2 separate regions of the Homo sapiens genome follow, and region 1 is linked to region 2. The links are chromatin contacts, found by Hi-C in ENCODE. All regions are on one chromosome and are shown on one strand. The core of a region is the stretch at or near the end of the contact, and the rest is flanking DNA. Distances in the headings are between cores, read along the strand shown. Region 1 has its middle 11 kb from the start of LINC01358. Region 2 has its middle 19 kb from the start of LINC02777.

Region 1 (6,127 bases), core at 2,975-5,474, 86 kb before region 2:
ACAATTCTGTGAGATAAATACCATTATCATTTCATATTACAGATGAGGATGAGGAAGCGGAGGATCAGAGCTTACGTGATTGGCTCAGTATCACACAGTACCACACAATAAACGGTGAGAATAGAATGCAAACTACAGCCTCTATCTTCATTTCTCTTAATCACTAAGCTCTGCAGTTTTGAGTAACAGAAGGTTCCTGCCTACAGAAGCTAACTGGTTCAAAAATACAGGAGTCGAAATTTTACTACAGTTAATTAGGTTCCCTGAGAGCTGAGTAACAATAATAACAATAATAGTGCTAAGAAATTACTAATTAATGAGCACTGACTATATATGCTCAAGCTAAGTGCTTTCCCTGTGTTATTTTAACCTCTCCACAAAAGCACCCTTTGAGGAAGCTGGTATTCCCATTTTACAGACGAAGTAACTGAGTCAGAGAGCAGATGACGATCTTCCCGAAGCTCACCCAGCTAGTAGGTGGCAGAACAATCTCAGAGTGTCAGTTAGGTTCTACCAGTGGCTCAAAGACAGGTTCATGTGAAGAGTCCTGGGGTCTTGGTGGTCACTGCAGAATATCACCTATAGGCATAATATTTTCTTTTTTAAACTTGAAATGACTAAATGTATAATTTTGTGCTAAGTCGCATGCCATCTTAACAGGTTTCTGGGATGGGCAAAAGCCAAAGACCTAAATGAAAGTATAAGGTTGAAAAAGTATGAAGGCAAAACATAAAATTAATACATCTCTATCTTTTGACTTCTTTCTCTCCTTGTAAAGTGAGTATAGAGGGTTCCTATTGAATTTCATCAGTGGGTCACATCGGTTCAGCTATTGCGTTCCACGAAAGGAGAGTTAGAACCCACCTCCACCACCCGGCCATGTTTTGTCATTCTTTAATATTAATGTAATAGCAGCTGCCCTTTTTCGAGCATCTACATATGACAGTTAGGTTTTTATCCTATTTTACAGATGAGGAGATTCTGGCTCACAGAGGTGAAGTGATCTGCTCAAGATGAAATAGCCAGCTGGTGAAATTACTGAGACAAGCACTCAGGTCCGTGGAGATTTTGTGCAGGGTTATTTCAAATCCCCCACATTAGTTCCATGCCTCATTCTTATTTCTTTATTTCTGCTATTTTTTCCCCTTCACTTGATGTCATAGTTTCCTATTGACGCTGTAACAAATTACCACAAACTTGGTGGCTTACAACAACACACATTTGTTCTCTTACAGTTCTGGAGGTCACAGGTCTGAAATCAGTGTCCCTGGGCTGAAATCAAGGTGTTGGAAGGGCCGCACTCTCTGCAGAGGCTCCTGGGGAGACTCAATTTCCTTGCCTTTTCCAGTGTCTAGAGATGCATTCCTTGTATTCCTTGGGTCATGGCCCCTTCCTCCATCTTCACAGCCAGCAGCGTAGCATCTCTTTCTCTGATTCAGCACCCATGGCTGCTTTGGAGCAGTCTAATCTCCCTCTCTGCTTCTTTCCACACATTGCCTTCTTTTCTGTCTGTGTCAAATCTCCCTCTGCCTCTCTCTTAAAAGGGCATTTGTGATTGCATTTAGGACCCCTCTGGACTATTCAAAGTAATCTCACTAACTCAAGCTCCTTAACTTAATCACACCTTTTTCCATTTAAGGAAATAATCACAGCTTTCAGGGATGAGGACCTGATATCTTAGGGGGACATTTTTTAGCCGACCGCACTTTCCCTCAGAAAATTGCACTTTGCATTATTTTTATGGAAGTGGAAGTGGGATTAAGTTTGATCATCCGCACTATCTTGCTTGGTCTGCTTGGTGACCGTGAACACTATATGCTTACTGATTTCTTTCTAGCTATCCAACTTTGTGAGCCAGTTGCCTCATCAGAGCGTCCAGTTCATGGTGCATGCCCTCTCCCTTACATGGTTGTTATGAGAAAATTTCGCACAAGGCAGTGCCTACTCAACAGTAAAAGATAAGGAATTAAGCTCATGAGAAGGAGAAAAGTGCCTTTAAGGAGCTGATGACCAAATTGTGGCAATATATCACACATACACATGAAAAGTTGCCTAGTAATGCCAAGGATTGTTTACTAATTCACAAGCCATGAAGGACAAATGCAATTCAGAAGAGAAAGTGCCCCATCAGCTGAGGAGGTCAGAGAAGGCTGGAGAGGCTGCAGCGTGTATCGAGTTTTGAATAGTAGGTAGGATTTGTAATAAGTAGAAGGAAGCTACCATATTTGAACATCTTCTATGGGCTGAACCTTTCATACCTATCATCTCTTTTATTCCTTACCACAACCTTGGGTGGTGGGTATATATATATATGTTTACAAATGAAACCGAGGCTTGATCAGAGAGTTTATGTCCCTTGCTCAGCTAGTAGATGGCAGGCAGAGTTGAGATCCAACCTTAAGCCACCAGATGGGTGTGTGTTCTTTCTGCCTTCCAACATCTTTGGCCTGCCACCCTGGTCTCAGGGCTAAGTCATGGTAACATGGTCATGGTGTCCATTGGACAAAGGGAAGAAGATGCCAATAGTGCAGAGGAAAGAAACTACACAATATGAACACCTACAATAGTAGAGGTGGCCCACAGGCTAGATCAGACTTGAAGATACATTTTTGGATGGGCTCACCCAAGGTTTAAAGAAAATATGAAGCCCATCCCTGCAGTTAAAAAAAAAAAAAAATAGCCGCCTGGGCACGGTGGGTCACACCTGTAATCCCAACACTGTGGGAGGCCAAAGTGGGGGGATCACCTGAGGTTGGGAGTTCAAGATCAGCCTGACCAACATGGAGAAACCATGTCTCTACTAAAAACACAAAATTAGCCAGGCGTGGTGGCACATGCCTATAATCCCAGCTACTCGGGAAGCTGAGGCAGGAGAATTGCTTGAACCCAGGAGGCAGAGGTTGCAGTGAGCCGAGATTGCGCCACTGCACTCCAGCCTGGGCAACAAGAGCAAAACTCCGTCTCAAAAAAAAAAAAAATAGCCATCAACATAATGAAGGAGGTAGATTTTAATTCTTACCACTCACTTTCAGGCTTTAATCTCCAGGTTCCTATAGACATACAGGTTGGGGACTCTTGGTAAACCATAACTTTCAACATGCAGGCACTCATTTTGACAAACAAATCAGATATTCTCTACCTTCAACGTTGATTAAACTTTCTAAATAATGTCAGTATACTGACTAAAGACAAATTAAAGCACACTTGTTGAGCCATACCTCCTAGAAGCCCTGCCACAGGTCCCTTCTTCAGCGTCACTGAAGAAGCATCACATGACTATTTGAAATTAATAATACCTCTTGTCAGACATGTACTGCATTTGTGTACAAAACATTTTCCTATCCCTTTTTTCTTATTATCCTCAGAAAAGTGCTATGAGTTAGAGGTTCCTAGTCCAATATGCAGATGAGAGAATTCTTTAGATTGGCAGTGACCCTCATTGGAAAGAGCACTGTGTCTGGGTTCAAGCCCTTGTGAGGTGTCAAGCCAGGGCTTCCCTTTCCTGGCCTTAATCTCTATACCATGTGGAGGTGGTCAGACAAGATAGCTTGTACCAACCCATCTACTCTGAAATTCTGTGAAAGAAGAGCAGAATTTTATAACTGTAAGCATATTCACCCTCCTTTGCAATGGCACAAAACAGCCCCAATTTAAAATAAACTATGAACCTTGGTGGGCAGGTTTAGAGCTTTAGTATCCATTTTGCTCTTCTGCCCCAGTTCTGCCCATGTCTCTGTAGGCCCAGAACACCTTGCCATGTCTCCTTAGCACAGGTTTTTAGAAGGAATGAATTCCTGACTGTGAAAACTTAAACTGGTCCTCTGAAGAAAGTGAGGCTCAGAGAGGTTCAGTACCTTGTCTGGGGACACACAGCTGGTGAATGACATAGTTCAATGCAAGCAGCATGCAGGACAGCAACAGTCTGTGTAGAGGTGTTCCAGGTAAGAGCATTTTCTCTGTGATTCCTCCTGGGGCTGTATGTCAGGTGAATTCAGATCTGTCCTTGAGGTTAGGCCCTTTTAGGTCAGATTCGAGAAGCAACCCTTGGCCTTTTGGAGGTCTGAGGCATCTGCTTTTAAAATATACAGAGGGCCCGATGGCATTACAAGGCAAGGCTGTGGATATATCCGAGCCAATGTGGACACATGTTTGGTTCTGAAGCCAAAGGTTTGCAATTGGCTGGAGTGGCCCAGTGGGTGGCGGTTTGTCTAGCTGATGGTCTGGCACCGTCATGAGTCACAGCCTCAGGAGACAGAACCATGTGCCTGGAGATAGCACTGCCTGGGCCACCCTGAGCCCTGGTCTGTAGTATCCTCTCCACCTCTCTACTTTGGTTTCCTCCTCGGAAAATGAGAAGACAATGCGAATTCCCAGAACTGTTCTGAAGCATAAGACCACCGACTTCACATCTCAGCTTGTCTCCTTGCTGTGTGATTTGGGGCATGGTATTTAATCATCTGAGCCTGGCTTCCTTCATCTGTCAAATGAGCATAACAATGATGTCTCCAAAAGGTTGTGGTTCAGATGAGATAAAATCCTAAGAGTAAGGAGCCTGGCACTTAGGAGAAAGGCAGCCATTTTTGTTAGACTATGAAAGAGTTTTAGGAAACAGAAAGAGCCGCTGCAGTCTACGGTGGAGGTGAAGGCAGCATCACTTCTGTGTTGTTGTTATTATCCTTGACAGATGGGCCTGGACGAGAGGTCTGAGGTGAGTTGGGGAAGGCATGAGTCATGTGAGGGCAGCCCCCGGAGCTCCCAGTGCAAGAGGCACTGCATTTTAAACTAGTTGTGGAATTCATTCCACTGCCTTTTTCAGCCCCAAAGACACTGGAAAAAAATAAAATAAAAAGCAAACCACAGCATTTTCAGGCCTCCCACTGGTTTTGCCTTTCTTCCCCCAACGTATTGTTTTTGGGAAGGGCTGTTTCAGCCACAGCGCTGTCAAGAAAACAAGGTGGTTTCCCTTGACCCTTGGCAACCAACACATGCTTTTTCCTACGCTTTGGTGCAGAAGCCCACAAGTGATTTTTAAAAATAATAAAATTCTTCTCTATAAATAAACCCTTATGCTTTCTGCTGTGGGTCTTGGATGGATGAGTTTCTTCTTCTTTCTGAACTCAGTAAGGGCTAAGTTCCCCTCCACAGAGGAACTGCACATTGTGAAGCAAGGGATATTTTGGTGAATCACCTGCCATTGCGTTTTCCACCAATGCAGGAATGGCAAAGTTCTGGAACTTTTACTTAAAGATCCACCATTCCTCAAGAAGACCTATAGCCTCCACGGAATACCCTATCCCCTCTTCCTCTAGAGATTTTACTACTGCTACCGTTACTGGTTTTCCAGAGTCTGACAAATTAAGCATTTATAAGAATTGACTCAGTGACCGCAGAGCAACAGAAAGAGGATGAGTTTTAGAGTCCAGAGACCTGGGTGTGAATTTTAACTTTGCTCCTGACTAACTGTGTAACTCTGGACAAAAGGCTTATATAATTTTGGGCAAGTTACTTAACATCTATGTTAAATGTATGCCTGCCTTGTTTTTGGGATTCCTGAAATGGATATAAATGGTCCATAACTCATGGAGCTGTGGTGAAAATTAAATGGAAAAAAAAATGCATTTGAAGCCCCAAGTACACAGTAGGTACTCAATAAATGGTAATTGGTATCGGGTAAGTTCTCAGCATGACTAGTTATGATCAAGAAAAAGAAGGCTCATGCAGCGCGGACTTGGAAGTGGGATTTGATGAAGGGACAACAATTTATAGGGATAGGGACAGAGCTAAGGAAACCAATGAGAGATGCTGAAGCACTCAGAGACTTGCAACACCAGGGAACCATTGCTACCCTGAATCTGCAAGGACAGGAAGAGGGTGAGATGTTGCTGAAGCCATGGAGGAGGGGCTGCTGGCAGGAACTACGGTTGCAGAGGAACCCGGCCACTGGCAGACCCTGGCACAGAAGCAGGGAAAGAGCTGGAGGAAATTCCCAACCTCTTTCTCCTCCCACCCTTTAATCTCTTGCCGATGCCTACCACTGGCTAAACCCAACTGGAAGATAGGAGGCAAAGGAGTCCCCCGAGGCAATCAGGGGCATTAACCTCTCTATGGCACAGTGCAGATGGCACAG
Region 2 (6,206 bases), core at 2,694-5,193:
TCAGAAAACCGAGTCCAAGGAAGATGAAATAATTCATGTTTAAGGTCACACAACTCAACATGCAGTGGCTGAAGTGGAACTGAAACTCAGGTCTGTCCCATGCCAAAATTCCTTTCTGGTTCTCTCCAACTAAACAATGCAATTAACTGGTGGAGCTAAAGTGCTCTGCTTGCAACAATTGCAAATATCAACAACAATCTCCCCTAACATTGGTACAGAGCTTCCAAGTCACCAAGTTCATTTATGTTTGCTGCCTCATGTGATATGACAGCCCTGTTGGAGAAACAAAGCAGTTACCATAATCCTATATTACAGATAAGAGAACTGATCTAGATTCTCAGGGCTAGATTACTTAACCAGGCACACACTACCAGTAAAGAATGGAGTCAGACCTTTCTAATTCCTAATCCAAATCTAGTGTCCATATCGCTACTTCCTACCCTCTCCCAATGTAGGTTTCTTGCTGAAGAAAGGGAAGATAGACAGACAGATAGGTAGGTAGGTAGGTAGGTAGACAGATGCATAAATAATAGATGAAAGATAGATATTTCCAATTATTCATTTATTCATTTGTGCCTTTATTCATTTAATTAGCTATATTATATTTTTAATTTCCCTATCCTGATCACTTATAAGTTTATTTAGTTGCTGCCTGTCACCCCTCCTTGGAATGTGAGCTCCATGAGAGCTGGCCCTTGTCCCTCTTTTTTTTTTTTTAAATCAACTTTTATTTTAAGTTCCAGGGTACATGTGCAGGATGTGCAGGTTTGTTACCTAGGTAAACGTGTGTCATAGTGATTTGTCGCACAGATCAACCCATCACCTAGGTATTAAGCCCAGCATGCATTAGCTATTCTTCCTGCTCTCCTTCCCCTCACCCCAACCCCGATAGGCCCCAGTGTGTGTTGTTCCCTCTCATGTGTCCATGTGTTCTCATCTTTCAGCTCTCACTTTTGTAAGTGAGAACATGTTGTGTTTGGTTTTCTGTTCCTGTGTTAGTTTGCTGAGGATAATGGCTTCCGGCTCCATCCATGTCCCAGCAAAGGACATGACCTTGTTCCTTTTTATGGCTGTATAGTATTCCATGGTGTATATGTACCACATTTTCTTTCTAATATATCATTGATGGGCATCCTTGTCCTTCTTGATAATTATATTTCCAGGTCCCCAATAATGCCTAGAACTTAGAAGATTCTTAATTAACATTTATTGTTGAATCCATTCAAACAACTATTAATTAATTTGCTCAGTAAACGTTTATTAAGTATCTACTATGTGCCCGGCACAGTTAGGTCTGAGAGATACTGCCCTGAAAGAGACAGGTACAGTTCCTACCTCCATGGAGCTTTCATTCTAATAGGGAGGGGAGATTTATTCACAAGTAAATGAGATCATTGCTGCTGATTGGGATTTGCATCATGTGGGGCTTACCAGAGTGATGTGATAGAAAGTTTTTGTTCTAGAGCTGTTCACATGCTACTGAGCCAGACCTTGCAGCCCCCGAGGCAGTTTCCATCTCACATGATTAGTAGGGGCTTTACAAACTCAGAGACAATGCAGTTAACTCAGAGTGGGAGGGATTGGGTGGGGAGGAATCAGGGAAGGCTTCCTGAAGAAGAAGCATCCCAGTGGTTTTAAAGACGACTAGAAGTTCTCCGGGAAAGGGGTGGGGAATATTCTAGGCCTGTGCAAGGACAGGTGGCAGAAGGCCAGTGGGCACACTGCAAGGGGTGACTGAGCCTTAGTGTGAGGTGGGAAGAAAAGAGGTGAGGGAGACGGGCATGAATCAGGTCCAGAAGCACCCTGTTAGGATGGTTAGTTTTATGTGTCAACTTGACTAGGCTATAGTACCCAGATATTCAACCAAACACTAATCCAGGTGTGCTGAGAAGGTATTTTGTGAATATGGTTAATACCTAAAATCAGTTGACTTTAAGTAAAGAAGATTGTCCTCAATCACATGAGTGGGCCTCAGTCAGTCCATTGATAGGCCTTAAGAGCAAGACTGAGATTTCCCTGAGAGAGAAAGAATTCAGCTTGTGAACTGCAGCTTCAGCTCTGCCCAAGAGTTTCCAACTGGCTGACCTGCCCTGCATATATCAGAAATGTCTAGCAAGATCCCACAACTACAGAAGCTAATTCCTTGAAGTAAATCTCTAGATAGACAGATAGATAGATGATAGATAGATAGATAGATAGATAGATAGATAGATAGACAGACAGATAGAAAGAGAGATAAGATGGATAGATTAGATTATATATAGATTTGATAGATAGGTGGGTAGATAAGATAAATAGATAAATTAGATAGATAAGGCAGATGATAGGTAGATAGACAAGATAGATAGATATAGATAGAAGATAGAAAGATAGATAGATAGATAGATAGATAGATAGATAGATAGATAGATAGATAGAATCCTAGTCTCTTACTGATTCTGTTTCCCTGATAGACTCCTTCCTGACTGATACACATCTACCTAGCTAAGAGACTTAGACTTCATCATTAAGGTGATGGGAAGGACTCATGGAGGGTTTAAGCAAAGGCGCAGCATAACCAGATTTGTGGGGGTTTTTTTTTGTTGTTGTTGTTTGTTTGTTTGAGATGGAGTCTCGCTCTGTCACCAGGTTGGAGTGCAGTGGCTCAATCTCAGCTCACTTCAACCTCCGCCTCCCAGGTTCAAGCAATTTTCCTGCCTCGGCCTCCAGAGTAGTTGGGACTATAGGCACACGCCACCATGCCCAGCTAATTTTTGTATTTTTGGTAGAGACAGGGTTTCACCACGTTGGCCAGGATGGTCTCGATCTCTTGACCTCGTGATCCACCCGCCTCGGCCTCCCAAAGTGCTGGAATTACAGACGTGAGCCACCGTGCCCAGCCTGTGTTTTTTAAAAATAGCTCTGGCTGCAGTGTACAGTGCATTGGACGGGGCAAGCCTGGAGTCGCTGGGAGACCAGGTTGGAAGCAGTTGCCTGAACTAAGTCATGGCAATGAGAACATCCAGAAAAGAGGGAATCAACTCAAGTGATACTATGGAAGCAGAATTGGCAAGACTTGGTGGCCAATTGCAAAAGAGGGTGAGGGAGAAGGGAGTTACAAGGAGCCCCAGACCCTTGGACATCTTGGTAGAAGCAGGGTAAGTGCTATAAGAGCAGGGACTATGTCCTCTCCTTTGCTGTAAACTTTACTCCTTGAACAGTACCTGCACCTGGAAGGTGTTTATTACACATTTACTGAATGAATGGCCGTGCAATTCTCTGAGATCCAGATCACGGGTTGGATGATTGGGTGGTGAGGATGAGGAATACACAGTGCAGGAGAACCTCCTTTCTCCTCACTCCATATACTCTCAGAGTGACTTCGGTCCAGGCTTGTGGTATTAAGCACCCTGGGAGTATACAGAGTGAGGAGAAAGGAGATTGGGGACCGAACCTTGGAGAAATTGCAGCATTTAAGGACTGAAGGAAGGAAAGGATCCCTTAGAGGAGAATGAGAAAGTGGCCAGATGGGGAGGAAGGGAATCAGAGGCCACAGAGTCAGAGAACACACCAGGACAGAATGCTCCCACTGCTGCTGAGGGGTGTCATTTAGATTTACAACAGTGACCTTGGGCAGGGCGGTTTTGTTTGGCATCAAGGGGACAGAGGCCAGACTGCAGACATTTGCAGAAGGCATGGGAAATGAGGTAGAAGAGGCAGTGTCTCCAGTGGTTTCTCTCAACCTTCCTACCAAAGAGTTGACAGACAGCTCATTACCACCTCATTTTAAAGGGCCTGAAACTGAGGCACACAGAGACAAAGTTGGTTCAAAGTCATCAGCAAAGGGGAGTTCTGCTAGAAGACCACAGCTGTCCAGACCGCACACTACCTTTTATGACTTGGCAGGATACAGACTTTGAAAGAATGGTTGTGCAGGGTGGGGCCCAGGCCCTGTACCGGCTGATCGCTGACGACGTGCAGGGCAAGAGCCTCCAGGGCGTGCGAGAACATTTTCTCAAGGGGAACCACCTTCCCTTGAAACAGCTTGTTCTGCTGAGTTGACAGGAGAGAGGAATGGGGACTCCTCAGTCCCGGGCCTTGTGCCAAAACACGGAGCAAAGGCTCCGGGGAGGCTGGGCCTGGCTGCCGTCTCCCTGGGCCCTGTGTGGGCCATCCCAGCACCTCTAGCCTCTCAGGGCACTGGAGTGAGGCCGCATGTGTCAGATTTGTTTGTTTTGAACTAATATTAAAAGAGTACTTACTATGGGACAGACCCGATATTCATCATTTTATGTACTCGAATTTACTAAATCCTCATTACATTCTTTAAGGAATGTATGCTGATTGTCCTTATTTAAAGATGAAAAATCTATCCCAGAGAAGTGAAGTCACTTGCCCAAGCCTTCACAGCTAGTTCTGTAGGTGGGAGAGCAGGGATGCTCAACTTTTGAACCTGTGGGGTGGACAAATATTTAGCCTTGGAGTGTGGGTTCAAATCATCCCCAGACGCAGGAATAAGGATCCAGGTCAGGTCAGGCTTCCCTCTCTGGCTCTGGGACCTTGGGTAAGTTACATCACTTCTCTGAGACTCGGCTTCCTCATCTGTAAAATGGGAGACATGTTGCTCACCTCACAGGATAAAAGAAAATGTTTTTAAAGTATCTCATGGAGAGTCTCCAGTCTAGGGTGGGTGCTCCATGAAGGTTAATTCTCCTTCCCCCTCTTTTTTTCCCCCCAATAAGCTTTGGTCCAAACCAGTATGTTGGAAGATTAGGGCAAAAGAACTGGACTGTGAATCAGAAAAAAGCAAGAGTCTAATGCTGCTTCTGAAGCCTAATTATTTATTTTGAGCAAGTCACTTTTCCTTGATAGAGCCTCAGTCAGTTTCCTCAGCTCTAAAATATGGGAAGATCAGCTTAGTCCAGGATGGCATTCAAGCCCCAAGCACCTCCCTCCATGCCTTTGCAGGCATCACCAATTGATCATGACCTTTTCCACCGAGCCAGAGTAACACCCAAGAACTCTTCTTAGTAATGACTTCCTATAGGTTGTGTGTAATTCTTCCAGTAAGCAATTACGCCGTGGGTTAAATCACCATATTTCAAGAATGTACTTGCTGAGATGCAAATCCCTCTGATAAAGATAACATATTAATCTTGTCATCTATTTGCATTAGTAAGGATAAGTTCATATAGGAGCTCCAGAAAGCACAGGTAAGTTTGTTGTTGCAGTTTTGTGTTTGGGGTTTTGTTTCATCTTAAATCGGGTGGGGTATAGATGAATAAGCCTGGGATAGAGGATTGATCTGTGCATCCAGAAGAAAACAGGGAAAGGGACAGTTATCGAGAGGAAGTGACCAGTAATCGCAGTATACAGATGAGAACACTGTGCTGGAAAATGAACCAACCAACTGAATTAGCTATTTTCACAGCTAGTAAATGGCAGAGTTGGGATTCAAACCCAAGCAGCTCCACCTCCAGAACTGACAGCTATGCCATAAATGCAGAATCCATTTATTTAGTCCAAAAGTTATTACTGAATGCCTACTCTGCACCCAGCACGGTTTTTAAACCTGGGGATGCAGTAGTGAACAAAATTGTCCAAATGTCTTGCCTCATGAAGCCTATAGTCTAGGATCACATTGACTTGGCACCTGTTATGTGCCTAGTGCTTCACCAGCACTGGAGACAGTGAGGCCCAATGTCAATAGCTCTTCTTGGCAGGAACATATGTTTGAATCTTAGCTCCACAGCTTCCTATTAGATGAGGGAAGCCATTCCATCACTTTGCTCCTCAGTTTCCTCTTTGAAACATAAAAAGAGTAACAGCTACTTCCAAGGATTTCTGTGAGGTTTAAACAAAGCAATATTTGTAAAGCACACAGTATTGCAAATTTGGGATACTCAATACATTGTAACTAGCATTATTAATTCTGTATCCTCTTTTTTTATTTTATTATTATTATACTTTAAGTTTTAGGGTACATGTGCACAATGTGCAGGCTAATTACATATGTATATATGTGCCATGCTGGTGTGCCGCACCCGTTAACTCGTCATTTAGCATTACTGTATCCTCTTAACAGCTATATGAAGTACGTACTGTTTTCTCCATTTTGCAAGAAGGCTATTGAGTCTTTGAGAGTTTAAGTTTCAGAGAGGTTAGGTAACTTACCCAGGGTCATACAGCTAACCAGTGGTGGAACTGATATTCAAATCCAGGACTAC

Evidence for each region. Hi-C counts contacts between places; a loop is a spot of excess contacts on that map. Pooled maps may share reads with other maps.
Region 1: a pooled map shows a loop between it and region 2 (2.8-fold over the local background). The contact joins two enhancer-like sites. A Hi-C loop is called at or near these places in 1 of 168 maps with a recorded cell type or tissue (astrocyte of the cerebellum), 6 of 37 single-sample maps with no recorded cell type and 2 of 50 pooled maps.

The regions. Positions count from the first base shown.
Region 1 is chr1:59,006,893-59,013,019 of GRCh38, reverse strand. No RefSeq gene overlaps it. Among named protein-coding and RNA genes, the nearest start is that of LINC01358, 11 kb to the left of the region's middle. RefSeq lists enhancers at 4,583-4,652, 4,693-4,742, 4,763-4,812, 5,083-5,192. Within about 2 kb of position 4,224, at least 6 of the 41 ENCODE cell types and tissues checked have a DNase peak (open chromatin) inside an H3K27ac peak, as active enhancers do.
Region 2 is chr1:58,920,288-58,926,493 of GRCh38, reverse strand. No RefSeq gene overlaps it. Among named protein-coding and RNA genes, the nearest start is that of LINC02777, 19 kb to the right of the region's middle. RefSeq lists enhancers at 3,550-4,049, 4,050-4,551. Within about 2 kb of position 3,943, at least 21 of the 41 ENCODE cell types and tissues checked have a DNase peak (open chromatin) inside an H3K27ac peak, as active enhancers do.